Regions from separate parts of the Mus musculus genome. Here regions 1, 3, 4 and 5 are each linked to region 2. The links are chromatin loops, found by intact Hi-C in ENCODE. Cell type or tissue: heart. All regions are shown on one strand. Each heading gives the region's core, and the rest is flanking DNA. Links, peaks and the distances in the headings are about the cores only.

What was found. Hi-C counts contacts between places; a loop is a spot of excess contacts. Peaks named below come from ENCODE experiments on the same cell type or tissue, not always from the same donor. Only the 100,000 strongest peaks of a DNase experiment are listed, where the experiment ranks them.
Region 1: a loop joins it to region 2, with 3 times the contacts of the local background. A loop is called at or near these places in 13 of 42 quality-filtered maps.
Region 3: a loop joins it to region 2, with 2.8 times the contacts of the local background. A loop is called at or near these places in 22 of 42 quality-filtered maps.
Region 4: it touches region 2 in a loop (2.5-fold over the local background); 9 of 42 quality-filtered maps call a loop at or near these places.
Region 5: a loop joins it to region 2, with 15 times the contacts of the local background. A loop is called at or near these places in 5 of 42 quality-filtered maps.

What each region holds. Positions count from the first base shown.
Region 1 is chr10:39,895,933-39,901,845 of GRCm38, forward strand. It overlaps Mfsd4b4 (major facilitator superfamily domain containing 4B4), which reads right to left and starts at 3,274. Exons shown (of 5, transcript NM_001384225.1): 1 at 2,982-3,274; 2 at 1-64. In heart, for the core only: a CTCF peak has its summit at 3,042; a DNase peak (open chromatin) is centred at 3,329; H3K4me3 peaks cover 1,543 bases; H3K27ac peaks cover 1,507 bases.
Region 2 is chr10:39,957,415-39,963,327 of GRCm38, forward strand. It overlaps the pseudogene Mfsd4b3-ps and a transcript of Mfsd4b5 not described here. Among named protein-coding and RNA genes, the nearest start is that of Mfsd4b5, 26 kb to the right of the region's middle. In heart, for the core only: CTCF peaks have their summits at 1,047 and 2,978; a DNase peak (open chromatin) is centred at 2,897; H3K4me3 peaks cover 1,236 bases; H3K27ac peaks cover 857 bases.
Region 3 is chr10:40,209,410-40,215,322 of GRCm38, forward strand. No RefSeq gene overlaps it. Among named protein-coding and RNA genes, the nearest start is that of Rpf2, 35 kb to the right of the region's middle. In heart, for the core only: a CTCF peak has its summit at 3,229 (motif pointing left); a DNase peak (open chromatin) is centred at 3,212; H3K4me3 peaks cover 434 bases.
Region 4 is chr10:40,022,230-40,028,142 of GRCm38, forward strand. Mfsd4b1 (major facilitator superfamily domain containing 4B1) reads right to left here and starts at 3,039. Exons shown (of 4, transcript NM_144821.4): 1 at 2,664-3,039. The coding sequence starts at 2,687. In heart, for the core only: a CTCF peak has its summit at 2,786; a DNase peak (open chromatin) is centred at 2,942; H3K4me3 peaks cover 1,275 bases; H3K27ac peaks cover 1,067 bases; H3K27me3 peaks cover 690 bases.
Region 5 is chr10:40,039,007-40,044,919 of GRCm38, forward strand. It overlaps Slc16a10 (solute carrier family 16 (monocarboxylic acid transporters), member 10), which reads right to left. Exons shown (of 6, transcript NM_001114332.1): 5 at 1,593-1,821. Among named protein-coding and RNA genes, the nearest start is that of Mfsd4b1, 17 kb to the left of the region's middle. In heart, for the core only: a CTCF peak has its summit at 2,546 (motif pointing left); no DNase peak of the experiment used is centred there.

The sequences.
Region 1 (5,913 bases), core at 878-4,877, 61 kb before region 2:
CTTTAAAGGTTCCAATCTTTACAAATTCAAACACTTTAAAATCCAGTCTCTCAGCTGTGGACTCCTGTAAAATAAAAATTAAATACTTTTTTACTTCAAGGGGGGACAACCCAGAGCAGTTACAATCTTAAGAAAAGCAAAACCAAACTCTAAAAGTGTGAATAATTCAATGTCCGACTGTCATGATCTTCTGGGCTTGGGTCACTTTTCCAGCACTGCCTTCTGTAGTACACAAACTGTCTTTTAGGCTCCAACCCCTCCACTCCACTTACACCCACTGATCTTGGTGGCCATCCCAAGGTACTGGCATCTCCAAAATGTGGGGGTCTTCTGCTGCAACGCTTTCACTAATAGCTTCTCCTGGGCTCTCTTCATAGACTCCAGCCCTACCACACAGTGCCAGGCCTCAGCTTTTCTCCACGACTCCTTAATGCCTCCAAAGACAGCACTACCTGGTGACTTATACTACAGTGGGCTGCCAAGAGGAGGCGCAACCTTGGCCACTCCTGGGACGAAGCTCCTGTGTGCTGACTCTGGGAAAACACTTCCCAGACAATCTGGAATGGACTCTTCAGGCCCAGCTGAGCAGCATCTATTACCCCAGCAAAGCAAAGGCACAGATTCTCAACTCCAATGGCCTGGGAGTCTTTGCTTCCCTCTGAAACTTCCCAAGCCAGGCCTCCATCGACTGTACTGCTCTCAGCATTGTTTTTCTTTTTAGATGTCGGCATGTATATGAGTACTTGGTCTGCACGCACTCTTGCATACCACAAGAGGGCATCAGATCCCATTATAGACAGCTATAGCTGTGGGCTCTGGGAATTGAACTTAGGACCTCTGGAAGAACAGCCAGTGCTCTAAACCCGAGTCACCTCTCCAGCCCCAGCTCTCAACATTTCCTATCTTCCCCATTCCTACAAGAACAGCATGGTCCTTCCACAATCCCAAACAACACGCTCAGGCCTGTCACAGCAATACCCCACTATCCTGGTACCAACTTGTCTTAGTTTGAGTTTTAATTGCTACGATGAAACACCATAACCAAATAGCAAGTTGGGGAGGAAAGGGCTTACACCTCCACACCATAGTCCATCGCTGAAGAAAGTCAGGACAGCAACTCAAACTAGACAGGAACCTGAAGACAGGAGCTGATGCAGAGGCCATGGAGGGGTGCTGCTTACTGGCTTGCTCAGCCTGCTTCCTTATAGAACCCAGGACCATCAGCCCAAGGGATGGCATTACCCACAATGAATGGGCTGGGCCCTTCCCATCAGTCACTAATTAAGAAAATGCCCTATAGCTAGATCTTGTGGAGGCATTTCTCAATTAAGGTTCTCTCTTTTCAGATGACTCTAGCCTGTGTTGGCTTGACATAAACTAGCCAGGACACACAGAAACAGCAGCATGCCTAGAACCCCACACCGAAGAAAAAGGAAAGAGATCCCCAGGGCTCACCGGCCAGCTAGTCTGGCTGAATGGGTGAGCTCCAGGTTCAGTGGGAGGCCCTGTCAATAAGGTGGAGGGCAATTGAGCAAGACACCTCTGGCCTCGACGCACACCATCTGCACAAGGATTTAGAATGTAACAAACTATTCTCAAAATATATACTTATATTTTCAAATATGCTACATGCATAAATACGAAATTTAATTGCTAAAAATTTTTAATTACCAAGCACCAAATTTTGATTTTTACACTAAGATGCCAATATTTCTGGCACACAAGAAGTTGTCCCTTTGAACTGTCTAATGCTGACGATAAATAATCTAATCTACAGTTTTCCTCACACTCCAAAGCTATCAGGAGATGTAAGGGCTGTAAGGCTTTCTTAGCAAAATATAACACGGACAGAATGATTTTAACAATAAGATGTTACACAAGATACTGCCAAGAACTAAAGACTTGCGTTTTAGATGAAGTTCCTAAAAACCTTTAAGGAAACGTTTCTGAGTTTTGAGAACTGTGGATTGTGGGCTGGGGACACAGCTGGGTGAAAGCCTAGCATGAAGTCCTGGGCCAGCCAGCGCCCTGTACGTAATAAACAAACAACAAAACCTGATTGTGCTGCACTGTTCTGCTCCAACCCACGTGTGGTTTCCCTGCCCCAAGCACCAGCAACCAAGAACAAAGACCAGGAGCACACAGGGCCACAGCATGTTCATTCAGATCTTCCTGCAATCACTTGCAATACCTGTTACACACGAGGGGCTCCAGTACCTGCAACGCTTTCTTTCTTCCCTACTTTCCCATCAAAATAATTTTAAGAAACTGAAGCTCCAATTGAGGGACCAGAAGGGACTCCGTCAAAGGTTTAGCTCTCATAGCACTCGAGTCAAAAGTTATCACTTTAGGTCAGTGGTTTATAGCTTTCATCCCAGCACTCAGGAGGCAGGGGCAGGAGGATCTCTGAAATTTGAGACCATCCTGATCTACACAATGAGTTACAGCCATCTGGTCCACAAAAGGACATTTCGGGTCAGCAGCAGGTGCTACACTGGGGAACACTGTCTTTATGGCGTTTTTAGTTCTTGCACTTGAGTGAAGAAAATCATTTAAGTATCTAAAGGCTTGATTTAAATAGGGCCGTGTACAGGGTAAGCAACATGTCCTTGATACTATCATTTAACCAGAAAAGCCACTTTCTTCTCTGGGCCCTTTTTTCCATCTGCGAAATAAAGCAGTTGGTTGGATTTGGTCAGGCCCCCTCAAAGCTGCTTTTCTGGGATCAATTTAGAGCTTCAGTGAGTGGGTGAAGGGGAGCAGGCTCCCCATCTTGTATCTCCCCGTTTTCCGGAGGAAACTTAGCTTGCTCGTGCTGGAAACGTATTAATTTTGCCCGTTTTTCCAGATGACAGAACTGAGACTCAGGAGGATTAACCGATATACACCAGGGGTCACGCACGATGCAGGGCACTGAGACCACGTTCCCTGCAGGACGCTTGCTCCAGCCGTGGCCTGGAGGGTTTGGGCCCAGCTCTCACCAGCCCCAGGAAGGCGGCACAAAGCACCACGGTGGTGAACCAGCGCAGCACGCTTTGGGCACGGCCTTTCCGCACGGAGGCCACCGCTTCTGACTCATTCTCTGCGCCCGGGCCGGCTGGGAGGAGCCGCTGCCCTCCCGCCCCTCCGAACTCCAGCTCCAACTCCAGTGTGGCGGCTCCACCTGCCGTGCTCCGTGCACCAGGCCTCCGGTGTGCAGGGAGGTGCCCGGCCCCGCCCGGCCCGGGAGCCAACAACGCCAGGACCTGCCCGCGCGAGCGTGACCTGGGAGCGGAGCCTCCCCGCCGCGCAGGCGCGGTGTCCCTCACGGTAGCAGAGCGCCTGCATGGATCACAGGCCGGAAATAAAGCCGCCGGCCAATCAGGAGACTTCCTCAAACCGGAAGTTGATGTGGTTGCCTTGGGGATCGGACAGCCTGGCCCAGGTGAGAAGTCTCAATTAGGTGAGTTTCCCCGGCCTGGGGAATGTAGGCCAAAGATGTACAAGCTGCAACCCATGCACAAGACGATCCAAAGTTGCAAAACGTTGGAAGAAACCCGGCCTGGAACTGCAAGATGGCAACTTCCGCAGCCTCCTGGGTCACCTGGAAACCCGAAGGTCTTGTCTCTACATGATTTACAAACTGTTGCCCTTGCTCCTTAGACGTACAAGAATGTTGAACGTCAGCTTCTCACTGAACAGATAGTTATGGATCCTTACGTGTAAACTCACACGTGAAGTATCTCAGTTAGTTTACACAACACTCAGAATCCCACCGCAGTCCCATCTATAAATAGGAATATTAGGTTAGAGTAGCAGCTTCTAAAGGCCAGACAACAACCCGCTGGCCTTTACTGAATGGTGAAACAATAGCTAAAGAAAGAATCTGGGACAAAACGAGTTGCATGCACTTGCCTGTAAGACCCCCGAAGCTGGGCCTCCGCTCAAGTCCTGGGATGAGCTGGCCAGCACCTCAGTGACTCGAGAGAAAACCACACCTGATGCAAACTGCAAGAGGTTTTATTATCAGCTAGCTGAGGACGATGTCCCGATGTCCCTCCTCCGTGCAGGGCAGGGGAGTTTGACCCTTAGTGGTAACAGTAGGGGGCTTTTAACAGCTAGCTGAGGAATTGGGGAGGAGTTGGGAGGAGTTGGGAGGAGAGTTCTTCTCTTCTGGGTATCCTTGGTGAAATTTATAAGGCAGGAGTGGGGAGTGAGTTCTTTCTGAATTTTTATCTCCGTGTCCTCAGCACAGGAAGGCAGGCATCTCTGGTTGTAAAGTATAGAAACAAAGGCTTTTTGCTGGCTATAGAGAACAAAGAGCTTCTTTCTGGCTGTATTTTTAGAGATCAGGGAAAACAAGCTTGGGGAACGTCCAGGGGCTTTACCTTCCTGGGAGAAACGCTCTAAATCGGGTCCCACATGCCCACACTTATTTTAACCTGCAGGCAATTCCATTGTTGAATGGACTTGGACATCAGTCTGTCTTTGCCAAATAGCTATGCTAGCTGAAAAAGGAAAACCGTGTTCTTATGTGACTACAGATTTGACCACAGGGACCATAGCCTCAAATGTTATCACATTCTATTTTTTATCTGAAGTTCTTTTCCACTTACACTTCTGTCTCTGATATCCCTTCTTACTTAGACTCCCAAGCTACTACAAAACTTGGTCTTGTTACCCATAAACCAACTTTCTATCTTCAATCATACGATCATTAACTTCTTCCCTGTTTGTCTCGGAAAGGTTTCTTAAATTGGCGTCCAACTCCTCTCCATTCCTACTCTGCTTGTCTTCATTTCTTGCTTAGACTATTTCAGATGTTTTCTGATTGGCCTCAAAGTGTGTGTTTTGAAATTTTTAGTGGGACCTTTAGAACACAAAAATTTTAAGGGCAGATGGCCTAGTCAGGGAGGAGAGGCTCTTTTTCCCGTGAAGGTTCTATGCCCCAGTATAGGGGAATGCCAGGGCCAGGAAGCAGGAGTGGGTGGGTTGGTGAGCAGGGGGAGGGGGGAGGGGATAGTGGGTTTTCGGAGGGGAAACTAGGAAAGGGGATAACATTTGAAATGTAAATAAAGAAGATATCTAATTTTTTTAAAAAAGAAAAAATACATTGTATCATAAACATTTTTAATAAAAATCTAAAAATAGATTGATAAAGAAAAAAATTTGGGCTGGAGAGATGGCTCAGCAGTTAAGAGCACTGACTGCTCTTCCAAAGGTCCTGAGTTCAAATCCCAGCAACCACATGGTGGCTCACAACCATCTGTAATGAGATCTGACACCCTCTTCTGCAGTGTCTGAAGACAGCTACAGTGTAGTTACATATAATAAATGAATAAATAAATCTTTAAAAAAAAAAAGAAAAAAATTTAAGGGCATTTTAAAGTGAGAATAACTCTGCCTGCTACAATACCAACCTACTAGGCAAGATGCCCCCTGCGTATAATGGTGGCATAAGTGTCGTGGAGGTAACTAACCACTTTCTGCTTGGTTTTGAGACCTACTCCACAGGACAGAACTCTAGACTAGTGCTGTAAGTCAGTTCAAAGCCCATGGCTGGGGCAATCATTAGACCCAGGGAGGAGCCTACTTCTGGTTTCCTGATTGCATGTAGTTTCAAACTGCCTTCTAAAGACTTGTGTTTACACCCCTACATAAGTGTTACTCTCAGCCTTTTGTTTTTGCAGTGGGTAGAAGTCAGTCAGAGGGCTGAGAATGAGACTGTTGATCACTCAGTCCTAAGTGAGACACAGTGATGCTCTTCCACCCAGCCCAAGGCTTGGGATCACCGAGGACGTGAGGTTCCAAATGGCCGATTCAGAAAAGGGTGGTGCCTCTGTGTCCCATGAAGTGGCTTATGTATTTGTGTTTGGGGTAGACAGGACATCCTGAGTATACCTTGTAAGTTGTTGTTGGAGAGGGTTTCCAGAA
Region 2 (5,913 bases), core at 674-4,673:
GGAAGAGACCATACTAGTGTTTGCTCTGGTATCACAAAACATTAATGCCCTCAGTCCCTGATGGACAACTCTCAAGACTCTTGAAACTAAACATCTTTTGGCAACCTTATAGCAAACCTGACCAGGATTGTTTCCCCCAAGAAACAGAAGACATCCTTGGTACGGACAGCTTAACTCATGGATCAAGATTGATCTGTTACTGAAAAACCTTTTCTCCTATCACCAACTCTCCTGATCCCTTTCCACTTCCTTATGTGAAGATACATAGTACCATGGAGGCTATCTAAGGCTAATGTCATACAACAACAACACAAAGACAAATCAGCAGCTATTGGGTTTATGGACTAATCAATACCTTCAAATCAGGAAACACTGCTACTATGGCCAATGTGGCTTTGTGTATCTAATCCATCACTAGGACCCCAGAGGAAGAGGAGAAAGCTCTCTTGGATATGTTGGACAGCACTACTCTGTGCCTCATACACTTACTGGGAATACAGCCCTGACTCTGCAATTAATAACTTAGTCATCAGCAAATACAGGAAACCAGTCTCAGCGATGTCTGCAGGGGTTGGTTTTGAGCACACATGATCTATTGTCACATGTAGTGGTCACACTAACTTCAGGAAAGATCTTTCTGCTATGTGATCCTATGTGCCTTTATTTCATGCTAAGGAACCACAAAATGTTTCCCACTGGACCATGTTCAAGAGATATACAGACTTAGGAGTGAACAAATGTGACTGAGTTCCAGGGACCCTAGGAAGCCATATTTCTTCAGTCCCCAAGGCCCAAGGTTGGTCTATGGGGCATTTCTCGACTCTATCCAGGTTCTCTGCTCATTTAGAACTTGCTGTCTGACATAGTTCTTTCTTGTCTTCTGAATAGTTTTCCTTGAGATTCCCATTCTTCCCACAGTCATACCAAAGTAGCCAATATCCAAAGTTAGTTCTGGCCATGCAGTAGGCAATAAGCGAGCTTCCAAAATTAGTTCCAACCATGCCATGAATGTTAAGTGAGTCCTGATAATTCTGAATTCACTCTGGGCAATAGGTGGTGCTGTTGTATGGTTCTTTAAGCTAAGATTTAAGTTTGGGGAAATTCTGTGTGTTGTGTAGTAAATCAAATCTCCCTATTCAGAAATGTGAAAAGCGCTCTCGGAAAGATAAACGAGAACATTTATGTTCCTCAATTAGTGGAACAAAATTAAGCTTTGGATCTTCTTGCCCATGTTGTGAGCTCATGTGTAGGTTTAGTAAAATACAATGTTATATCTAATTTCTCCTTGAGTTTTACTACTATCCAAAGAGCGGTGAAGCTGAGTGTGGCGGCATGAATTTATAATCCCAGCACTCAGAAGGCTGAGGTGGGTGGTTCTCTATGAATTTGAGGCAAGCCTGGTTTATGCGGCAAGTTCCAGGTCAGCCAAGGCCACATAGTGAGAGCCCTTGTATTAAAATAAAGTACTAAAAAGGGCAGCTGAGGATCTGGGTACAGATCAGCTGCAACTGCATGTGTGCTAAGTGGATAAGATCCTGGGTTCAGTTACAGCAACAGCAACAACAACAACAACAATAATAATAATAATGTCAAAATAGCTGATGGTGTTGTTGGTAAATGATACCTTAAGGAAACTTCTCAGAGAGGTGTCATGTCTGTGGTAGCAGGGGCAGCTCGGCTGGTTTGCAGACATACAGAATGGTGGTGGCAAGCCTGGCCATCTTCAGACTTTCTTGTTACGAATAGCTAAACGTGTCTAACAGTGCAATGAATTGAGAACCTGTTTGCACCAAGCAATTAATCAGTTGACAGGAAAGCTTCTCTGTGTTTAAGGTTTCAGTCAGTCTTTCCAATTTTGAGAAGCTGTTAAAAGGGCCGGGGGTAGCTTTCTCTTGGGGGAACCCAACCTAACTTCCCCTGATCACATTTACCAAGTAACAGAGAAATGTTCACAGTTTACACAGGGATTGGCGAAAAGCACTTCCAATGTAACATTTTGCTCTATGAAAATGTCTGAAGTGCAGCAGGATTGATTTCAATAGAATCGTGGGCAGAGTAAGACACATTCGGGCTCTACCATTAAAACACCCGTGTGACCAAGAAAAAGCCGCTTTCCTCTTGGGCCTATTTGTAAAACCAAGTGGATGGCCACCCAGAAATGGAAGTGCTAGAAAAAAAATCAGTTTATTGTAGAGTTAGTAATAGTTCAGAGTGCGGTGGCTACAGACCCAGGCAATGCTAGGAAAGTTTGCTGCAGTTAGAAAACAGTGCGATTAATTTCGAACTGGACAGCAACCCTCAGTGATTAAAATAGCGCCCATGAGACAGCTGATGAGCCCGAAGTGCCAAGTCACAGAACGTGCAGGGAGCGAATGTGAGAGTCGAGCTGGGAAGGGCAGGTCCCCTGAAGGAGGCTCGCGCCCCAGCCTGGGAGGGGTGCAGCCTCAGCTCTCACCAGCCCCAGGAAGGCGGCATACAGGACCACGGTGGAGAACCAGCGCAGCACGCTCTTGGCGCGGACACTCCGCCGGAAGGCCACCGCCTTCTGGTCATTCTGCGCTGTGGTCTCGGTCTGGAGGAGGCGCTGCCCAGCAGCCGCGGCCCCGAAACCCCGGAACTCCACTTCCAGCTCCAGCTTGGCGACTCCAGGCTACTGGGTTTGCCACTGCCGAGCTTTTCGGCAAACTCTCTGGAGCTCTGAACTCAACGTCCTTCTAGATCCGGTAGGTTCCGCCTAGTGCCACCTTGCCCCAGGAACCTTTCTGATATTAGGTCAAGGAAAGTTGGACTTCGAACATGCCTGTGTTGCAAGAGGAAGACGTTCAAGCCCCATCTTGCACAAGCCAGTGTGAGCACGTGATACTAAAGAAGGATCCACCCAGTGAGGGCGGGGTCTCCTGCTGGAAGCGAAACGTGGTTACCCGGGAGACCTCTTGTTGCTCAGAACCTCAGACATCAGCTGACTGATGGGTGCCGCGTGGCGGAGAAATTTGGAAGTGCAGCTTCGAAAGAGAAGAAATGTGGCAGGCAGACCTTTAATTACAGCATTTGGGAGGTCGACGTAGAAAGATCCTGTCTGAAAAATAAAGCAAAAAAGTGCGAAGCTTGTAGGTGCCTGCGTCTCTCTAACCTCACTAGCATGTTCTGCTAAGGAACTGTAAAAGCGCCTACCAGAACCACTTGGAGCCATCTAGCATAATCAGGACTACCTGCTCTGCCCTGCCCTGCCCTGCCCTGCCTTGTCCTGCCCTGGAACTCTCCAGCAGGTCCAGGGAACGGAAAGAGACGCAAAGCCCAGCATATGCACAGTGAACTAAGTTAGAGCAGATAGCAACCGGTAGTTATTACAGAACAGCAAAGTAGCGCTTCCTTCTCTCGCTGTGGCCAAGATGGCAGAGACCAGTCGAATGCAGTACTAAATGGAGTGCAGCTGGATGCAGATGAAGGCCACAGAAAAAGTAAAAGTACCACCGCCCAATTTCTGGTCAGGAACAAGGAGTCCACGTTCCAAATTCTAGAAGCGGTGCAAGACCTGGAGTGGACTATGTAGAAACAGTGAAAACATTTTGAGGTGCTCTACTTACGAGCTCCCCAACCCAAGACATTTTACTTTCAAGGCTAACAGATCTTGACCTTGGTCAACTCCTTCTAAAACCTCTAGATCAAAAACCAGCTCCTTGTGTAATGGGCCCGATGAAAGACCTCTTGATTGTCTGGATTTTAGAAAGACTTCAGAATTAAGTAATCCTTGTAGATGGCAGTCTGGACAGACGTGAAGGCGCTTTTCTCAGGAATGGACAGATGTTCAGAAATAAATTCGCTATGAGAAGAGGAAGTAGGAGCTGGGCGCGGTGACTCACGCCTCTAATCCCAGCATTTGGGAGGCAGAGGCAGGTGGATTTCTGAGTTCGAGGCCAGCCTGGTCTACAAAGTGAGTTTCAGGACAGCCAGGGCTACACAGAGAAACCCTGTCTCAAAAAACAAACAAACAAACAAACAAACAAACAAGAGAGAGAGAGAGAGAGAGAAGAGGAATTGGGGTAGTGCATTGTCATGACCTGTGTCGTTTTGATCAGCTGTTGCTGCTTCTAATCCACATGACATCAGCTGTGGCATTTCAAATATGGATCCAGCCATTGGAGGAACTTCAGAGGACAGGACTATCATAGATGCAACTTCATTAATGGATTTAAAGGAACACAACTCTAAAAGGGATGGGGGAATGGATGAGGGTAAACTGGGAGGATCACATATTCAATTTCTTGGTATTCTTGCTGCTTATACAGTTTCATATTAGTGTGCTGGTAACAGCTGAAAAACACTGGGCTGCCAGCAACCTCAGCTCTCAGCATGTCTCAACAACTGCAAATATTTCAAACTTCAGAAAGCAAGGAGATAACAGAGGAATCTGTATGAAGAAATGGAGGCTGAGAACTGTGTTCTGGTGCCCGTCTCAGTGGCCAGGGTAGACACCATGACCAAAAGCATCATGGAGGAGGGCATATTTCACTCACACTTTACAGCTCATGCCTGAGGGAAACTGAGGCAGGAACCTGGATCAGAAACTGGAACACCCATGGCCCATGGAATGCTGCTTACTGTCTTGCTTTCTATTGGTTACCTAACCTGTCTCCTTACACACCCACAGCCATCTGCCACAGCTGGCTGGGCTCTCCCAACTCAATCATTATCAAGAAAACGTTCCTGCAGGCCTGCCCACAAGCCAACCTGGTAGAGGCACTTCCTCAATTAAGGTCTCCTCCCAAGTGACCAGTTTGTGTCAAGTTGAAAAAAGCTAACCACCCATGGAAGGAGTTACAGAGACAAAGTTTGGAGCTGAGATGAAAGGATGGACCATGTAGAGACTGCCATAGCCAGGGATCCACCCCATAATCAGCATCCAAACGCTGACACCATTGCATACACTAGCAAGATTTTATTGAAAGGACCCAGATGTAGCTGTCTCTTGTGAGACTATGCCGGGGCCCAGCAAACACAGAAGTGGATGCTCACAGTCAGCTAATGGATGGATCATAGGGCTCCCAATGGAGGAGCTAGAGAAAGTAGCCAAGGAGCTAAAGGGATCTGCAACCCTATAGGTGGAACAACATTATGAGCTAACCAGTACCCCGGAGCTCTTGACTCTAGCTGCATATATATCAAAAGATGGCCTAGTCGGCCATCACTGGAAAGAGAGGCCCATTGGACTTGCAAACTTTATATGCCCCAGTACAGGGGAATACCAGGGCCAAAAAGGGGGAGTGGGTGGGCAGGGGAGTGGGGGTGGGTGGATATGGGGGACTTTTGGTATAGCATTGGAAATGTAAATGAGTTAAATACCTAATAAAAAATGGAAAAAAAAATAAAATAAAAGAAGTAAAAAAAAAAAAAAAAAAAAAAAAAAAAAAAAAAAAAAGAAAAAAGCTAACCAGCTCAAACTTGAGGGTAGAAGCTCAAACTTGGGGGTAGAAACTCTTGCGAACCGCCCAGGTTATCTAGGGAACGGAGGGAGGCCAGAGGTGCTGCCTTTTATATGACATTCCGAAATTCCTGTGTGTCCTTGCATTGACCATACCTGATATTTCTTGGCCTGTCTTTCTATTCACTGTCCACAAATATTTTTTGAATGTGATTTGTAAGTTTTTATGTGTACTATCTCACAACAAACATCCTAATTGTACCTTAACCCTATTTACAGATAGAAAAAAATTAGGGCATAAATAAATAATATAGAATAACTTGTCAAGTACCAGATAGCAAGTCACTGGCTATATATTTCAACTCTTGGTTTTATTATTATTGAGTGGCTGACAGGACAACTTGAACCAAATATGAAGCAAACTTTAAATACTGGCCAGGATGATAGACTCTGGTCAAGCCCGCCTCTGGGTTCCCAGGAAATGGCCACACATC
Region 3 (5,913 bases), core at 880-4,879, 250 kb after region 2:
GATACAAAATGGAAAGGAAGAAGTCAAAATATTGCTATTTACAGATGATATGATAGTATATATAAGTTACCCTAAAAATTCCACCAGAGAACTCCTAAACCTGATAAACAGCTTCAGTGCAGTAGCTGGATATAAAATAAATTCAAACAAATCAATGGCCTTTCTCTACACAAAAGACAAACAGGCTGAGAAAGAAATTAGGGAAACAACACCCTTCACAATAGTCACAAATAATATAAAATACCTTGGTGTGACTTCAAGGAAGTGAAAAATCTGTATGATAACAACTTCAAGTCTCTGAAGAAAGAAATTAAAGAAGATCTCAGAAGATGGAAGGATCTCCCATGCTCATGGATTGGCAGGATCAATATAGTAAAAATGGCTATCCTGCCAAAAGCAATCTACAGATTCAATGCAATCCCCTTCAAAATTCCAACTCAATTCTTCAACGAATTAGAAAGGGCAATTTGCAAATTTATCTGGAATAACAAACAACCTAGGATAGTAAAAACTCTTCTCAATGATAAAAGAATCTCTGGTGGAATCACCTTGCCTGACCTAAAGCTGTACTACAGAGCAATTGTGATTAAAAACTACATGGTACTGCTATAGCGACAGACAGGTAGACGAATGGAATAGAATTGAAGACCCAGAAATGAACCCACATGTCGCTTCTGTCTCCGAACCAGCAGAAAAGAGCGACTACACAGGGTTCTTCTCAAAGCAGTTTATTCAGGAACCTTTTAACATGCAAGCAGGAATCTCTCCTAGCCCCCAATCGCAATCCCTTATACAACCCCTCAACCACGCCCCATCAGCCCAGTCCGCGTAATCTCAGTTCATTAGCCTTCGTCAAATGGCCTGATCTTTTGTCATGGTGCGCCTTCGCAGCTCTCACGATGGACGTGGATTATTTTCCGGTGTATGAGGAAGTCAGGTGCAAGTCATAAGACTTGGCTGCAGTCTCGAGCGCCATCTTGGGACTACCGCCACACCCGCTCCCTACACCCACACACCTATGGTCACTTGATCTTTGACAAGGGAGCTAAAACCATCCAGTGGAAAAAAGACAGCATTTTCAACAAATAGTGCTGGCAGAACTGGTGGTTATCATGTAGAAGAATGCGAATTGATCCATTCTTATCTCCTTGTACTAAGGTCAAGTCTAAGTGGATCAAGGAACTCCACATAAAACCAGAGACACTGAAACTTACAGAAGAGAAGTGGGGAAAAGCTTCGAAGATATGGGCACAGGGGAAAAATTTCTGAATAGAACAGCAAAGGCTTGTGCTGCAAGATCGAGAATTGACATTGGGACCTCATAAAATTGCACAGCTTCTGTAAGGCAAAAGACACTGTCTATAAGACAAAAAGGCCACCAACAGATTGGGAAAGGATCTTTACCTATCCTAAATCAGATAGGGGACTAATATCCAATATATATATAAAGAACTCAAGATGGGCTCCAGAAAACCAAATAACCCCATTAAAAAATAGGGCACAGAGCTAAACAAAGAATTCCCAACTGAGGAATATCGAATGGCTGAGAAGCACCTGAAAAAATGTTCAACATCCTTAATCATCAGGGAAATGCAAATCAAAACAATCCTGAGATTCCACCTCACACCAGTCAGAGTGGCTAAGATCAAAAATTCATATGACAGCAGATGCTGGCAAGGATGTGGAGAAAGGGGAACACTCCTCCATTGTTGGTGTGATTGCAAGCTTGTACAACCACTCTGGAGATCAGTCTGGCAGTTCCTCAGAAAATTGGACATAGTACTACTGGAGGATCCCACAATACCTCTCCTGGCCATATATCCAGAAGATGTTTCAACAGGTAATAAGAACACATGCTCCACTATGTTCATAGCAGCCTTATTTATAATAGCCAGAAGTTGGAAAGAACCCAGATTTCCCTCAACAGAGGAATGAATACAGAAAATGTGGTACATTTATACAATGGAGTACTACTCAGCTCTTAAAAACAATGAATTTATGAAATTCCAAGGCAAATGGATAGACCTGGAGGGCATCATCCTAAGTGAGGTAACCCAATCACAAAAGAACTCACATGAGATGTACTCACTGATTAGTGGATATTAATCCAGAAACTTAGAATACCCAAGATACAATTTGCAAAACACATGAAACTCAAAAAGAACAAAGACCAAAGTGTGGACACTTTGCCTCTTCTTAGAATTGGGAACAAAACACCCATAGAAGGAGTTACAGAGACAAAGTTTGGAGCTGAGACAAAAGGATGGATGATCCAGAGAGTGCCCCACCCGGGGATCCATCCCATAATCAGCCGCCAAACACAGACACTTTTGCATACACCAGCAAGATTTTGCTGAAAGGACCCTGATATCGCTGTCTCTTGTGAGGCTACGCCAGTGCCTGGCAAACACAGAAGTGGATGCTCACAGTCAGCTATTGGATGGAACACAGGGCCCCCAGTGGAGGAGCTAAGAAAGTACCTAAGGAGCTGAAGGGGTCTGCAACCCTATAGGTGGAACAACAATATGAACTAACCAGTACCCCCAGAGCTTGTGTCTCTAGCTGCATATGTAGTCGGCTATCATTGGGAAGAGAGGCCCCTTGGTGTTGCAAACTTTATATGCCTCAGTACAGGGGATCAGTACAGGGGAAACACCAGGACCAAGAAGTGGGAGTGGGAGTGGGTGGGGGGGTGGGGGGGTATAGGGGACTTTCAGGATAGCATTTGAAATGTAAATGAAGTAAATATCTAATAAAAAATTGGGAAAGAAAGACAGACAGACAGACTTATTTATTTTATGTATAAGAGTGCACTGTAGCTGTCTTTAGACACACCAGAAGAGGTCATCAGATCCCATTACAGATGGTTGTGAGTCACCATGTGATTGCTGGGAATTGAACTCAGGACCTCTGGAAGAGCAGTCAGTGGTCTTTAGCACTGAGCCATCTCTCTAGCCCTCCTTATGAACTTTTGAAGTCTTCATCTGTCACTCCATCTTGGAGTTCAACAGTTGAAGGGTTTTCTAAAAGTTTTCAAAAACTAGAAGCTACTCTTTATACGCTTGGATGGGAAGGTCATTTGGACTTGAGGGTTCTTGCCTTTCGTGTGGTTTAGGTTGGCGTTGAGCCTGTATTCAGTACCCATGGCCACCAGAGCCGTCACTTTCTGGGTACAGGGGACCTCTACTGGCCATACTTAGCTTTGCAGTCTGTGGGCTGGGCAAGTTTTTCTCTGTAGAGAAATACTCCAGTGTACACCCCCTGGTGGCTATTGTGGTAGCTGGAGGTGTCTCCCGAGGGCATTGTGGGTGTGGGATGTAAAGGCTGTACTGTGCTCTGTACTTGACTTCCATCTTTCAGACCACTTGTATGTTCACCACCCTGCTGGAGGGATGCAGCTGGGGTCCGCACAGACAGACAGACAGACAGACCTCTGGGCCTTCAGTTTCCAGGCTCTCCTCAGATAGTGGCTTCAGAGTTATCTACCAGCTGACCTCCTCCGGCTCAGGACGCTCAAGCTCCAGCTCCGGGTTGGTCTCAGCAGGTGAAGCCTGCTCAGTTACTGAGGGTGGGGGGCCCTTTTCCTGGAGCTTGACCGCCTGAGTTCAACCTCCTGCCACACCCACTTATCAACCAGTCCGAGCTCCAGCCCCTTCTGCCTGCTCCCTAGACAGGTTCTAGTCCCATAGCTGCGGCAGAATAAACTGGCTTTACTTGTTTCTTGTTCTCAGGCACACAAGGTAGCTCCGTTTCAAACAGTGGCTCTCTCTCCAGTCGGTACATTTCCCAATCCTTGTAAGCCATACAAAGTGATACAAAGGATGCTTCTCCGCTGCTGTTCTGTGCCTCTGTGTTTATTACAGTCTTCAGCTGGATATGAGGCTTTGTGAGGCTGTGCACTCGTCGTGAGGGTAGGGTAGCTAGTCTCTTAACCAGGGCCACCCGGCTTACGTTTCAGATGTAACCCATTTAGGGCTACGTACTGCGGGACTAAGACTTGCCTTCTTTTCCATACAGCATGCATCTTTTTCTCAGCTCTTTCAGGTATCCTATCAATACCTTCAAGGATTTCTGAAGCTTGCTCTCCCATCCTTTTAGATTTATTTATTTTTACTTCAAGTGAGTGAGCGTTTTGCCCGTGGGGAGCCAGAAAGGGCACCGGATCTCCAGGAACTAGAATTAGTTGTATGCTGGGCATTGAACCCCGGGGACTCTAGAAGACAGCCAGTGATCTTAACAATCAAGCCATCTTTCCAGTATCCACCTTAGTTTTGTTCGGTTTTGCTTTTTGTTTGTTTATTTATTTGTTTTGTTTTTAATTTTTCCAGACAGTCCTGGAACTGGCTCTGCAGACCAGGATGGCCTAGAACTCCGCTAATCCTTAGATCCTTCAAGTATCTGAAAATATGACCTCCCTGCCAGGTCTGGGTAACATACTCACCATTGCTAACTGTATCTTTCCCAAGCTTCCATGAGCTATATAGATAGTTTGGCAAAAACTCTGAGTTCTAGGCTTTTGCCTCCCAACGGATGTAATTAAAGGCACAATTCAACACAGCCCCGCTCATTTTTCCTTTTTTATTGTGGCTCATATTCAGTGGGTCTCACAGAGACACATTCCAGTCTGCCATCCTAGCTGGAAGCTTCTGTAACTTTAAATTTTATTATACATTATATATAAAATGTATATATTTATAAAATATTTATTTATAAATATATAAATTATAAAATATATAATATATGATATGTTTGAATTTATATTTATAAAACATTATATTTTAAATTTATGTCTATATAATATATGTATATTATATATATATTTATTTATATTTTAAAATTATAGTTCTAGCAACGATGAGACAATAAAAATTATTGTTCACTTTACTGATTATGGCTAGGAACCCTGGACCCTGACCAAACAGGCACATTTAAGAAAGTGTATTTGCTAAGCTATCTATAGCTCGTGAAGCTTGGAAACAATACAACTAACAATGGTGATTATGTTACCAAGACCTGGCAGGGAGGTCATATTTTCAGATACAACCAGACTACTTGAAGGAAGTAAGGTTTGGCTTTACAATGCTAAGAATCGACCTTTGAGAGGATCAAAAGCAGTTTTTAGTTACCCTGAACCAAAACCCTAGCAGCCAGTCCAGAAAACAGCTTAGAAAGTCCCGTACCTGGATGTGTGAGAGCCAAAGGCCTTTTTGGAAACTCTTGGAATGCAGTCACCATGGAGACAAAGGAGGCTAGCACACTATGTGAGGACTACCCTGGTTGAGCACACAGTAAGACCTGTCTCTAATAGGTGAGGACACACATCAACCTAGGACAAGAGAAAGCAAGGAGACCCAGAGCAGGAATAGAAACACTATTTTTTGGAAAGTGTATCTACTTGGTTAACAAAATTCACAACTTCCAGTTTGGGCTGCTACCTTTGGCCACCGCATGACTAGGCCCTTTAAAGTAATATAAGTAGCTAGGCCTAGTGGCACAAGCCTTTAATCCCAGCTAATAACTCAGGAGGTAGAGGCAGATGGATGTCCATGAGTTTGAGGCCAGCCTGGTCTAAGGAGTGAATTCTAGGACAGCCAGACCATTACAGAGAAACCCTGTCTCAAACAAAACAAAATCTCTGTTAATAAACATTCTCCATGGAAGATATACAAATGGTTAATAAGCACATGAAATAAAAATTAACATCACTAGTCATCAGAGGAATAAAAACCCAAACCACAGTGAGCCATTAACACCTGTTAGGTTAATACAGCAAATGGGCAGGTTAGACCCTCATGCTTGGTTGGAAGAATCTCGTGTAGTGCAGTCACCGTAGAAAACTCTCTCACTGTTGCTCAACAAGCCAGACACAGAGATGTCATATAACACAGACATCATACTCCCTTGTGTAGACCC
Region 4 (5,913 bases), core at 868-4,867, 65 kb after region 2:
TAAAGGCAGGAAACATGAACCATAATTTATTTAAATTTTTCTTTGATTATCAAGGAACCATGAAAGCACAAAAGAAGTCAATTGATATGGAGTTTTTCTTCCTCTAGAAGATAAACTTAAATCTAAGGAACAATATCTTACAAAATCCTGGGAGATTTTTGTCTGTTATTTTCTGCTAATTTCAAAAAAAGCAATCAAATGCCTGTTAAATATTTTTTTACAGATTTAATTATTTAACTATTCCTTAATTATGTGTACAGATGTGCTGTGCACAGGAGATACTCAGGTCCCCAGAAGGACAAAGGCATCAGGTCCCTCCATAGCTGGAGTCACTGGGGGTTATAGACAGCCCAGCCTAGGTACTAAGGAACAAATGGTGCTCCCTGCAAGAGCAGTACGCTGCACCACCTCTCCAGCAACTAGTCATTGGTTTTAAAATACCTCTTATCTGGTAGTTTTGGTTTCTTGCCATGGAAAATACTAACCCATAAGAAAAGTGTAGAGTAAATTTTGACCTTTTAAAGGTTTGACTTCTGCAGCCATTTCAAACTGTTGGACAAACTTGGTGTGGGGGAAGGAGTTCGGGGGTGAGAGAATGTCTGCGTAATTCACAGCATTTGAAAGTTTAGTCTGACTTTAAAAGATGTCACAGTAGGGCTGAAATTTGGTAAAACTTAAGTGCTGATTTTCAGTTTGCCATGAAAAGCTTCCAAAGTTTCTAGTTTAATGTTGTGCCTCAGTGCAGTCTTACAGACTTCCTGCAGTTATCCTCAGCCGTGCTTCAGAACAGTTTTGATGTTCTTAATTCTAATACATAGGACTTCAGACTACATACAGTGTTGATGGATGTAGAACTTACTGAACTAATGATTTTCTTCAGGAAAACAAAAGATACCTTTTTTTTGTTTTGTTTTTGAGATAGAGCCCCATGTAGCTCAGGGTGGCCTCAAACTCTCTATATAGCTGAGGATGGTCCTAAACCCTAATTCTTCTACCTCACTTCCTATGTGCTGGGATTGCAGGTGTGTGTCACCATGCCAAACTTGGACACTTCTTTACATCAGCAATCACTCTTACAGCCATTGTGGACCTTAACCACCGTCATACCAGCCAAGACCAATGGGAGTCTAAGTTTATTGAGCACCTATTGCATGAAGTGTATTGTTTGATCTTGGTCCATTTCAGTGTCTTGGCACTATCCTCTTAGGGGCTATCGTAACTGACTCCGGGTATACTGTATTACCTCAAGAGTCATGAATGTTTTTCTGTACCCATAGAAACTTATGTAACAAAACATGAGGAAAGCTTAAAGAACTATGAAAAATAACCTGCCATTGACATTTTCAATTCCACAAATGGACCAAATAGAAAGAGACTCTTGGGTAGGACACTGTAACTGACCTTAACGTCAACAAACTACAAACTAAGACAAAGTTCAGGAGAAAGGGACTGAGCAGACAGGCACTCAGCCCACTAGGCTGCCACTGCCCAGAAATGGGCAACAGTGATAACTGACCTACTATCAAAATCTGCTCCTTCTGAACTTGACTTTCTTGTTCTGTCTTTAAGTCCTGACTCAGATGTTCCTGCAACATCACTTTGTATAAAGAAGAAGCAAAAATGAACTTTTCCAGCTTTTTCTTTTTAATAGGAGTAACAAGACCTACAGGCTAATAAATTGGAACTTAGAAGAAATCCCTTAACTAAAGCTTCTAATTGACTTACATTTCAAGAACTACCGATTCTAATTGTACCATTGTGCTCCAAAGTTAATTGTGCACCTTACCTAGACAGCATTGGTACGAACCAGAGTGAGCGCAGGTTCGCAATAAGTAGCTCACACACGAAGAGTGAAAACACTTCACGTCTTCCAAAGACTCAAAACCCAGCCCAGGGAGCGAGCGCTCAGTAAGCATCTGCAGGGATTTCTTTATCCCGTCCCATTAGTACAATCTAAGAAATGAGTGTGGCTCAGAGTCTAGAAGAGAGTAAGCTATTCTCCTCTGGGGACTCACCCTCTCGACCCTGTTGGCCTACAACCATGAAGTGATAGGGAATGGGGAGCTTTGCCACAAACACTGAATTGGGGGTAGCTCCAGGATCTGTAAAAAGCGCATACAGCCTTGTACTTTGCTCCATGAAAATCACTTATACAATGGAAGTTAGTTTGAAGAGGGCTGTACCAGAGTAAGGGCTGCGCTTGACTCAACCGCTTAAACATTTGTATGAACAAGAAAAAGTCATTTTGCTCTTGCCATTATATCTGTAAAATCTGTAAAAATCAAGCAGTTGGTGTAATTTAATCAAGCCACTAGAAAGAGAGCCCCCACCCCAGCCAAGTATTTCTCTGTATAATAATTAAGGTGTAGGGGACAGTGGCTACAGATCCTGGCATTCTCTTTTTTTGTCTCCCTAGTACTAAGAGGAGCCCTACAAAGATAGATTGTAGGGGGAAATCATGTTAGGCAAAAATCACCCGCGCTCTTGACAGTGACCCTCGGTGATTAGAATAGTGCCTATGTGTTAAGCGGATGAAACTGAAGCCCCAGCGATCAAGGTCACACAACATGCAGGCAGCGAATGTGAGAGTCCAGCTGGGAAGGGCAGGTCCCCTGCAGGAGGCTCGCGCCCCAGCCTGGGAGGGGTGCAGCCTCGGCTCTCACCAGCCCCAGGAAGGCGGCATACATGACCGCGGTGGAGAACCAGCGCAGCACGCTCCTGGTCCGGCCACTCCGCCGGGAAGCCACCGTGGCCTGCTCGCTCTCCGCCCGGGTCTCCGCCTGGTGGAGCCTCTGTGCCGCAGCCACCGGCCCGACGCTCCCGGTCTTCACGTCCAGCTCCAGCTTGGCGGCTGCGGAGAGCTACTGGGGGCCGGTGCACCCTCTGGGGCTCGGCACTCAGGCTCCTCCAGTCTCCGAGGTCCCTCCTGATAGCACTGTCCCCAGGGACCGTCCTGACTCAAGACCTCCGGCGGCTGGACTTCGACCCTGGCCCCAGCTGGCCACCGAGTTATGTTCACTCTCCATCTTGCAGAATCGTGGCGGTTCCCGTGACAGAGTCAGGCCACTAGCCAACCTGGAGTCAAACCGGAAGTCATGGTGGTTGCCTAGGAAACGGAGCTCAGCGCGTGTTAGAGCTGCTACTGCAGCCTAGCTACTGCTTCTATAAAGTGTGCTGCTAACTCTTGAGGGAACACGCCAGTGCTAGCTGGGAGGTCGTCTTTACACGCCCCACCCCTACCCTCCGTCCACACCTGAGCTTTCCAGGTCTTTTATTCAACTTTCAGGCTAGTGATACCTGCTGAAGCTCCGGAATAGGCTCCTGGAGCCACATCAATCCTCCCCACGCTCCTTTCTCACCTTAGCCCGGGTGTCCAGAGAGAATCCAAGCACAGAGAGAACATACAGTTCCCCAAGATCAGTCAGCAATCACGGGCCTAGTCAACGGCCAAATAGCTCAAGACACATGTGTGGGTTCAAATTTGTGGTTTCAAAAGCACGGCAGTTCAAATTTCCACAAATGATTAGAGCCTGGCAATGCCTGAGAAAGGCTGTACAGCTGTCGGGATTTGTTCCGTTTGCTATACTCAAGTTACACAACAATGTAACTTTATCATCTATCTGAAAAATGCTCTTTCCACCTGAAAACCTCCTTGATCTCTGTATTACTGATCACTTATACCGAGAAAAACATTCTTTCATAAGATGGTCAAGAAGAAAGCTGGAAGAATGTTTTGTTTTGTTTAAAACAAACAAACAAAATCAACCATGTTCCTGTAAATTATCCACTTGGAGAAAACCTGACTTCTGTTAAAGGTTGCTTATTATCTGATAAATTTTAATTTTAATTACAGAACAAGTCATTATGTTTAATGGCATTTTAAAAAGGCTAAAAGTTTGTAATCTGTGATGTCATTTAATCTAGTAGATATTGACATACCAGAACATGCTGACCACTCAGGTCACTGAGAAAATCAGGAAAATAAAAAATACGACAAAAAGACAAAATGTTACTGGCCTGTAAAAGAAACATTTATTTCCTCATGATGGGATGGGATGAAAAGAGAGCCATACACAGCTGTGCGAATACACAGCTTGGGCTGAGCCCACGGATTTCCGTTCTCTGTTCTATGTATCCCTAGCCCTAGGCCTGGAAACTTTTAGCCTAGATACAATCTAATCTAGAATGCTTTAGATTTGCTGCTGCATAAACTCACCCTTTCCAGTTCTTTCTGAACTCTGGCTGGCTGGTTCAACTCAGCTCTTCTGGCTCAAACTCCTCTCCAAGCTGACTGATTCAATCTGGCTTCTCTCAGCTTCCCACTGATTCGCTCTGCTTGGCCTCTAACAATTTGGCAATTTGTTCTAATCTTCTGGCTCCTTATTTTCTGGCTCTGCTGGCCTGCATGCACTGCACAAATGGAACGGAACTCATGAATGAACTCTGCTGAACTCAACTGCACTGCAGGAGTTGAACGGACTAAGCTGATTCACTCCCTCTGGCCCAGCCCCAGTCTCTTCGATGCTCCTTTCCTGTCAGTTGGGTGCATCCTATCTCTGGCTCATTCTGTCAACTCTTTCTCTGATTCATCACTTTGTCTGTCCCTCAAGTAGATGTCATTGATTGGGATTAAAGGTGTGCACTAAAGACAGGTTTGTATTCCGGTCAGAGGGATTAAAAGTGTGTCCTCCAGGCAATTCACACAGACCTGTTCTTTTCCTTTCCTAAGCTAATGTGATCTCTGGCCAGAGCAGCCATGTTGCTGGATTAAAATTCCTCTACACTGGCCCTAAGCAGGATAAAATAATTTTTAAGTGAAAACAAACTGATTCTAACTTACTCATAAAGCCTAACTTGAGAATTATAACTCACAGTATCAGATTTAGGATTGAAAGTTATCAGTCTCTTATAGATAAATATAAACATAGACTCTTAAAATTCAGGTTTTTAAAAATCTCTAATTCAGAGTCTTCTGTCTTTTTTAAAAATCATTCTAAAGATAGCTCACCCTCACACTCCACTGTCCCTCTCCCAACAGTCCACCCTGAGCTGGGACTCCCTGATACCTCTGGTCTGTGCATGCTCAGCTGTCTATGGATCTCCCAGACAATTCTGTCAGCTCCTCCAGCCATGGCTTTGGTCTAAGACTCAGTATTCAAGTCTGTCGAGACTTTATTTTCCACAGGCTGAATACCAGCACTCAAACCATCATCCCTGGTGATGGCTTACTTTGAAATCTTAAAATCCAGCTTTCCCTCACCTGAGCTGCTGTGGGGTCTATGGCACCTCCATGACTGCCTCAGTGGTAAGCCCACCGCTTGATGGCATGGTGTTTTCTCCACAAAATTAAATAACTCTAGCTTCCTTAACCTGTTAACAAAATGGTTACATATGTTCTCTGACAGTTTCATACGTGACTAGTGCAGGATGTTTGGCCTCACCCCCACCCTCTCTTATCTTCCTCCTTCTTTGTCACACTCCCCCCTCCCCCGTCCCTTTCTCCACATTCATGTCTTTTAGTTTTGTATTGTGGCCCAATGATTTTAACCAGGACTCTCTGTAGCCACAGAGTTGGAGCTATCATTTAGAACATCGTGGGCTCAGTTTTCTTCTCTCAAGTTACTCATTTCTACACACACACACACACACACACACACACGATTTCTCACATCTTGGGGGGAAAGGCACATACCACTTACAGCCATTGGTTCATTTTCTTCCATTTTACAAAAAGGATAAAAAAAAAAAAGAAAGAAAAGAAAAAGAAACCCTCTCAATTTATCTTCTCATTCTCCTCCTGCTGCTGGCTTTAGCATAAGAGCTTTAGTCTCTTCACTTCTCCAGCTTCCTCCATCTTCCCAGCTTGCCTCATAGCATCTCTCACCAGTTCCCGACTCCCATTCTCTGTCTCAA
Region 5 (5,913 bases), core at 827-4,826, 82 kb after region 2:
TCCTAATTGTATTGAAAAATCTAATTCAGTACCCAGTACCCAAGTAAGACATCACTCAGTTATTTAGAAGACTTCTAAAGGTAGAACTTACTTAACATGAAGTCAGCTATTGAAAGTGAACAATTCAGTGGCAAGTAGTAAACTCACAATGCTCTATGCTACATCTACTTCCCATGATGCTAAAAAACAAACAGAACTCCATCCCTATTAAGTACTCCTCTCAAGTCCTTCCCCAGTCTCTGGCACTCACTAACCTGTTTTCTGTCTCTATGGAGATGTCGGATAGTTCATCTAAGTGGAATCATGAGATATATGACCTTCTCATACTTGGCTTTGCTCACTAGCGTAATGTTCGTGGCACTCATTCACCTGGTAGTGTGTATCAGTGTTCCACTCTAGTACTTTTATGGCTGAATAGTATCCCTCTCCATTGCATGGATGGTAGATTCTGGGTCTTTCTTTTTGGCTATGGGCTGACTAGAGTTAAGTGTTTTGTTTTGTTTTTTTAAAGATATATTTATTTATTTTTATGTATGTGAGTATACTGTAGCTTTCTTCAGACACACCAGAAGAGGGAATCAGATCCCATTACAGATGGTTGTGAGCTACCATGTGGTTGCTGGGAATTGAACTCAGGACCTCTGGAAGAGCAGTCAGTGCTCTTAACCAGCTGAGCCATCTCTCCAGCCCCCTGGAGTCAAGTCTTATACACAGCCATAGCTCTCCTAGGACTCACTATGCAGGCCAAGCTGGTCTTGAACTTGCAGTTCTTCTCCTGCCTCTGCCTCCTGAATATGGAGATTATAGATCTGTACCACCACATTATTTTTATAGTTATGTTTTGATAGACAACCAAGTTCTCTCCACTAAATGTAATTTTCTTCAACCATTTTTCAAGGAGTATGTTTTCTTAGGTAAAAGTAGTATATGCTTAGAACTCTATCAGAATCTTCATTTTTATGTTTCCATTTGCTTAACATATATACTAACAGAACTGTGAAAAAGTAGGGGCTAAATGCATAGCATAATGGAAGAATATGCATTTAGTATACCCCATGCCCAAGTTTCAACACCCATAATGCCCCAACAAGTACTATTTTGTTGGGAATGTAGCTCAGTGGCAAGTTCTTGCTTAGTATATACAAGGCCCTGGACTTAACAGACTCCCCCACCCCCACCCCCACCCCCCAAAAACCACACACACACATACTCGCAGACTGTTCCCAACAAACGTTTTTAACCTACTGTCAACAGATGGTCTTATTAAAAATGAGGCACCAGAAGATGGTGGTGCACCCCTTTTAATCCTAATACTCAGGAGGCAGAAGCAGGCGGATCTCTGAGTTTGAGGCCAGCCTAGGTCTAGAATAGCCAGGGTTACACAGAGAAACTCTATCTTGAAAACCCATCAAACAAACAAGCAACAACAACAACAACAAAAACTCCAAACAAAAACCAAACAAACAAAATGAGATGGAGAAAGCTCACAAGAGACTATTAATGATATATTTTACAAATAAATGAGGTTTAGGATCCAAAGTAGGAAATGTTACTAATTAGTATAATTACTATAGAAGAATTGTTATATTTACCTGCAATAGGAGGGCCTACAGTCATGGGTATCGACATGAATCCAAGTAGAAATCCAATTGCTTGGGAAGCATCCTGAGGACCAACTAGTTCAAAGGCAATGGGCGCCATGATAGAAATGAAGCATCCATCGAAGAGACCCATGGCAAGGCAGACAGCAATGAGGGCTCCGAAGGCGCTGCACAGGGGAATCATCATGGACATCAGGCCAATGAAGAAGAAGGAGAGAACCTAGGACAGACAGCTTCACGTTAACTCTGCTCTCGGGAAATTGCCCTCTTCCTTTGATAACACAGAATCAACTTCACTGAGTCCATCATATTTCCTTACTATTTTCATTAGGGAGCAAGAGCATAACCATTTAAATAGTAACTCCCCTTACCTGCCTGCACATTCTTTAGTCAGAATTTATATATATATATTTTATGTATATATAAAGACTAAAGAATATGCATATATGTATATGTACATATGAATAAATCTTTGGACTAGATATTATAAAGTTTAGAGAGATCATGCCCACATTTATTCTTCAAGCACTTGATTATTTTTTAACCCATGAAACCCATTATACTTTATGGGTAAGTTCTACATTCCTGGAAATGGAGGTAGGAGAACTGACAGCTTAAGGCCAACCTGAAGTATATGGTGAGAGCCCACCTCAGACAGAAAACAATGAGCCAGGAAGAGCCCATCACACATGGGTTCTTGTCACCAGGGCTGGGAACCTATGTTCCAGGCCCAGGACTCCATGGGGAAAGGAAAGAAACAATTCCTGAAAGTTGTCTTAAGCCTTAGAAAATCCCAAATGGATGATCAGAAGAAAGCTTGTGCACACACACTAGTTTACAAGGCACTGTTCTGACCTCTCCACGGGTCACTTGAGCTAGCCTAGAGCTTGTCCACATGCACAGCGGCTCAGAGTGGACAGAACGCTCCTGCCAGGTGCCCTCCAGTGGCAGCAGGGCAACAAAGCAGGGACGTGAGAGACAGAAGCAGGCACCACTGCATCTTCCCTTCTGATTTCCCTCCTACTGGCCTATAGGATACAGTCCTAATTTGCTTCTCTATTGCTGTGGTAAATACCAAGACCAAAGCAGCTGGGGTGGAAAGGGTTTGTTTGGCTTATACTCCAGGTAACACTCCATGGCCAGAGTGAGGACTAGAACATTCTGGTCCATTTTCAATTTGAGGTGCTTTTAGAGCTCAAAGAGTCGTAGAGAAGCAAGAGGTGCTGCCTTCCACCCCAGGGGCTACCTGCTTGTCTTAGAACTGAGTTGGGAAACTGCAGGAGTCTGCCATGTGACTGAGCCCCAGAAGAGTCATTAGCTAAGGCTTTGTAGCAAATGTGTAAATACGTGTGTATGTACATATAGACAGATAGACAGATAGATAGATAGATAGATAGATAGTCTTTGGACTAGATAGTATAGTTTAGAAAGATTGTGCAACTGGGTCAACAGCTGATGGGAAAAGGAGAGCAGGGTTTCTCCAGATCAGGAATTTTTAACCTCACTGTCTTGCACTAACTGTCATGTCAGCCACTTTTGCCTATCTTCATGCTGGTGTCCTTTTCTGCAGACTGGTATTCTAAAAATGGCTTCATTTTCACTAAACTGACCTTAAGTTTGTTACTACAGATTGAAAGCCTTGTTTCCTATATTAAGGGAAGCCAAGCAGAGCTCCTGTAGGAACCTGGAAGCAGGCACTAAAACTGAGGGTGGCTTCCTTTCCTCGGTCTTGCTTAGCTACTTTTCTTATTCAGCTCATGCCCACCTGCCTAGGGATGCAGTCTCACAGGGGCTGGGCCCTCACACGAGTCATTAGTCAGAAAAAAACGCCCCCCAGGCACGCTCACAGGCACGCTCACAGGCACACACACAGGCACGCTCACAGGCACGCTCACAGGCACGCCCCCCAGGCACGCCCCCCAGGCACGCCCCACAGGCACGCTCACAGGCACGCTCACAGGCACGCTCACAGGCACGCTCACAGGCACACACACAGGCACGCTCACAGGCACGCTCACAGGCACGCTCACAGGCACGCTAACAGGCACGCTCACAGCCAATTTGATGAAAGTGATTCCTTGACTGAGGTCTCTTCTTCTCTGGCCACTGCAGTTTGTGTCAAGTGGACAGAACCCATCACCACACCAAGCTTGGTTACAACCTAAGGGCTCTAGGGGTGCATAACCTGAGAGAGGGTGGGATTCACAATGGCAGTTTTCAGTTTTCATCCATAAAAGCATGAGATCCTGAGTTAGACGCTATGCAGCCACATAAAAAGAATGGGTGTGGTGGCCAGTGGTGTGTGCTAGAAGTTGGAAGCAGGGCAGTTCCTGAAGAATGGTGACTGAAACCAACTCTGGAATGGCAGCTTTCACCACTGCCGTTACACACGCTGTCTATTGACATAGCACTAAGAAACACTTAAAAACAGTCATAATCCAGGTGGCTTTTCTGACCCCGTTGTGTTAAACAGCTGCGTAGTCTTGATAGTACAATAACTGTATGTCTAAAAGTACAGTGGGTACCAAAACAGGCAAGAATAGATATTCTGGTCTTAAAACATACAACCTTCCTGTCTCCACATCTAAAGGGCTGAGATTATAGTGTGTAGCAACAAACCCAGCTTCATACTGAAAGAATAAAATCTTCCATTCTCCCACTTTTAAAAAATTGAAATGTCTTTTTTTCACTGACCCAACTTCAATGAAAGCATAAATGTAGTTTCACAATAGTGAATAAGATGCATAAGAGAGTACGGTCTGTCTGAGCCGTGGTCTCTGTTACTCAGATAAAATATCATGGCCGAAAGCAAGCTTAGGGAGGAAAGGGGCTACGTCAGCTTACAGTTCCACACCACAGTTCATCATCAAAGAAAGCAGAATGCTGCTTCCTGGCTTGGTCAAGTGTAGCACTGCCCACAGTGAGATGGACCCCTCCATATCATTTATCAAAAAAATGTCTGTCTGACATGCCTATAGGCCAATCTACAGAGGATGTTCTCAGCTGAGAGTTTGTCTCCCCAAATCACCCTAGCTTGTATCAGGTTGACTTAAAACTAACTGACACAACCAGACTCTCGCTTTCTATGATCCTGAACAAGTAAAAGACATTTTGATGCTTGAGACAAAAGGCCTAAACATAACCAAAATGTCTAAAAGGTAGCAAGTAGCCAAAGAGTTAAGGAGTTATTTTTATCCAAAAGTTAGCCAGGTTCTATTGCCACACGATGCCTCAGTTATATTAAGATGCTCCGAGAGATGACCCCAGAAGCCAACAGCCCCCAGGACAGTGAGCTCAAGCAAAGGTCTAGTCTCTACTTAAGAAGCAGGAAGAGGAGGCAGCGGTTCAGAGACACAGAGCCTAAGAGCCTACTATTCCTAGTTACAGATATCTTTCTGTTCTGTCCACAACTATGAAAGGAACATTGATAGTCTTAGAAACAGTCGCAATCCAACAAACTCCAGGAAAACTAAACTATACTAATTAATTTTTGTTTTGTCTTGCTTGGCTTGGTTGAAATAGATATCATGTATCCAGGCTGGTCTCAAACTCATAATCCTCCTGCCTCCATCTCCTGAATGCTATAGGTGTGAACTATCATGCCTGGTTCAAATTCAATGCCCTTCACTACTAAAATCACAGACCAAACTTCCAGCTACCTCACCATAATTACAACAGACATAGATACACACCTTATTTTTCTTCCTATTTTTTTCAATACTAATTGCTGTCAAGAAGACCAGCTCTGGAGTTTAAACTTAACACACAGGCAGTAACTACTTGGAACTTGACAATCTCGTACAGTATTTGGCACACTCAATTTTACTTAATAATGTTTTCATGGAACAATTAACATAATGAAGTCCAGGCTCTTTAATTTTGGTGGTTTCCCCAATTTCTCTAATTTTTTGCGTCTTAAAATTATTGTCTTTAAAAACAAAAACAAAAAAATTATTGTCTTTGACCAGCTTTTTTGCTTGATTTTTTTTAAGGTTTACATCTGGGGCATTTCTTTTTTTTTTTAAATATTTTTTATTATTACGTATTTTCCTCAATTACATTTAGAATGCTATCCCAAAAGTCCCCCATACCCTCCCCCACACTTCCCTACCCACCCATTCCCATTTTTTGGCCCTGGCATTCCCCTGTACTGGGGCATATAAAGTTTGCGTGTCCAATGGGCCTCTCTTTCCAGTGATGGCCGACTAGGCCATCTTTTGATACATTTGCAGCTAGAGTCAAGAGCTCCGGGGTACTGGTTAGTTCATAATGTTGTTGCACCTACAGGGTTGCAGTTCCCTTTAGCTCCTTG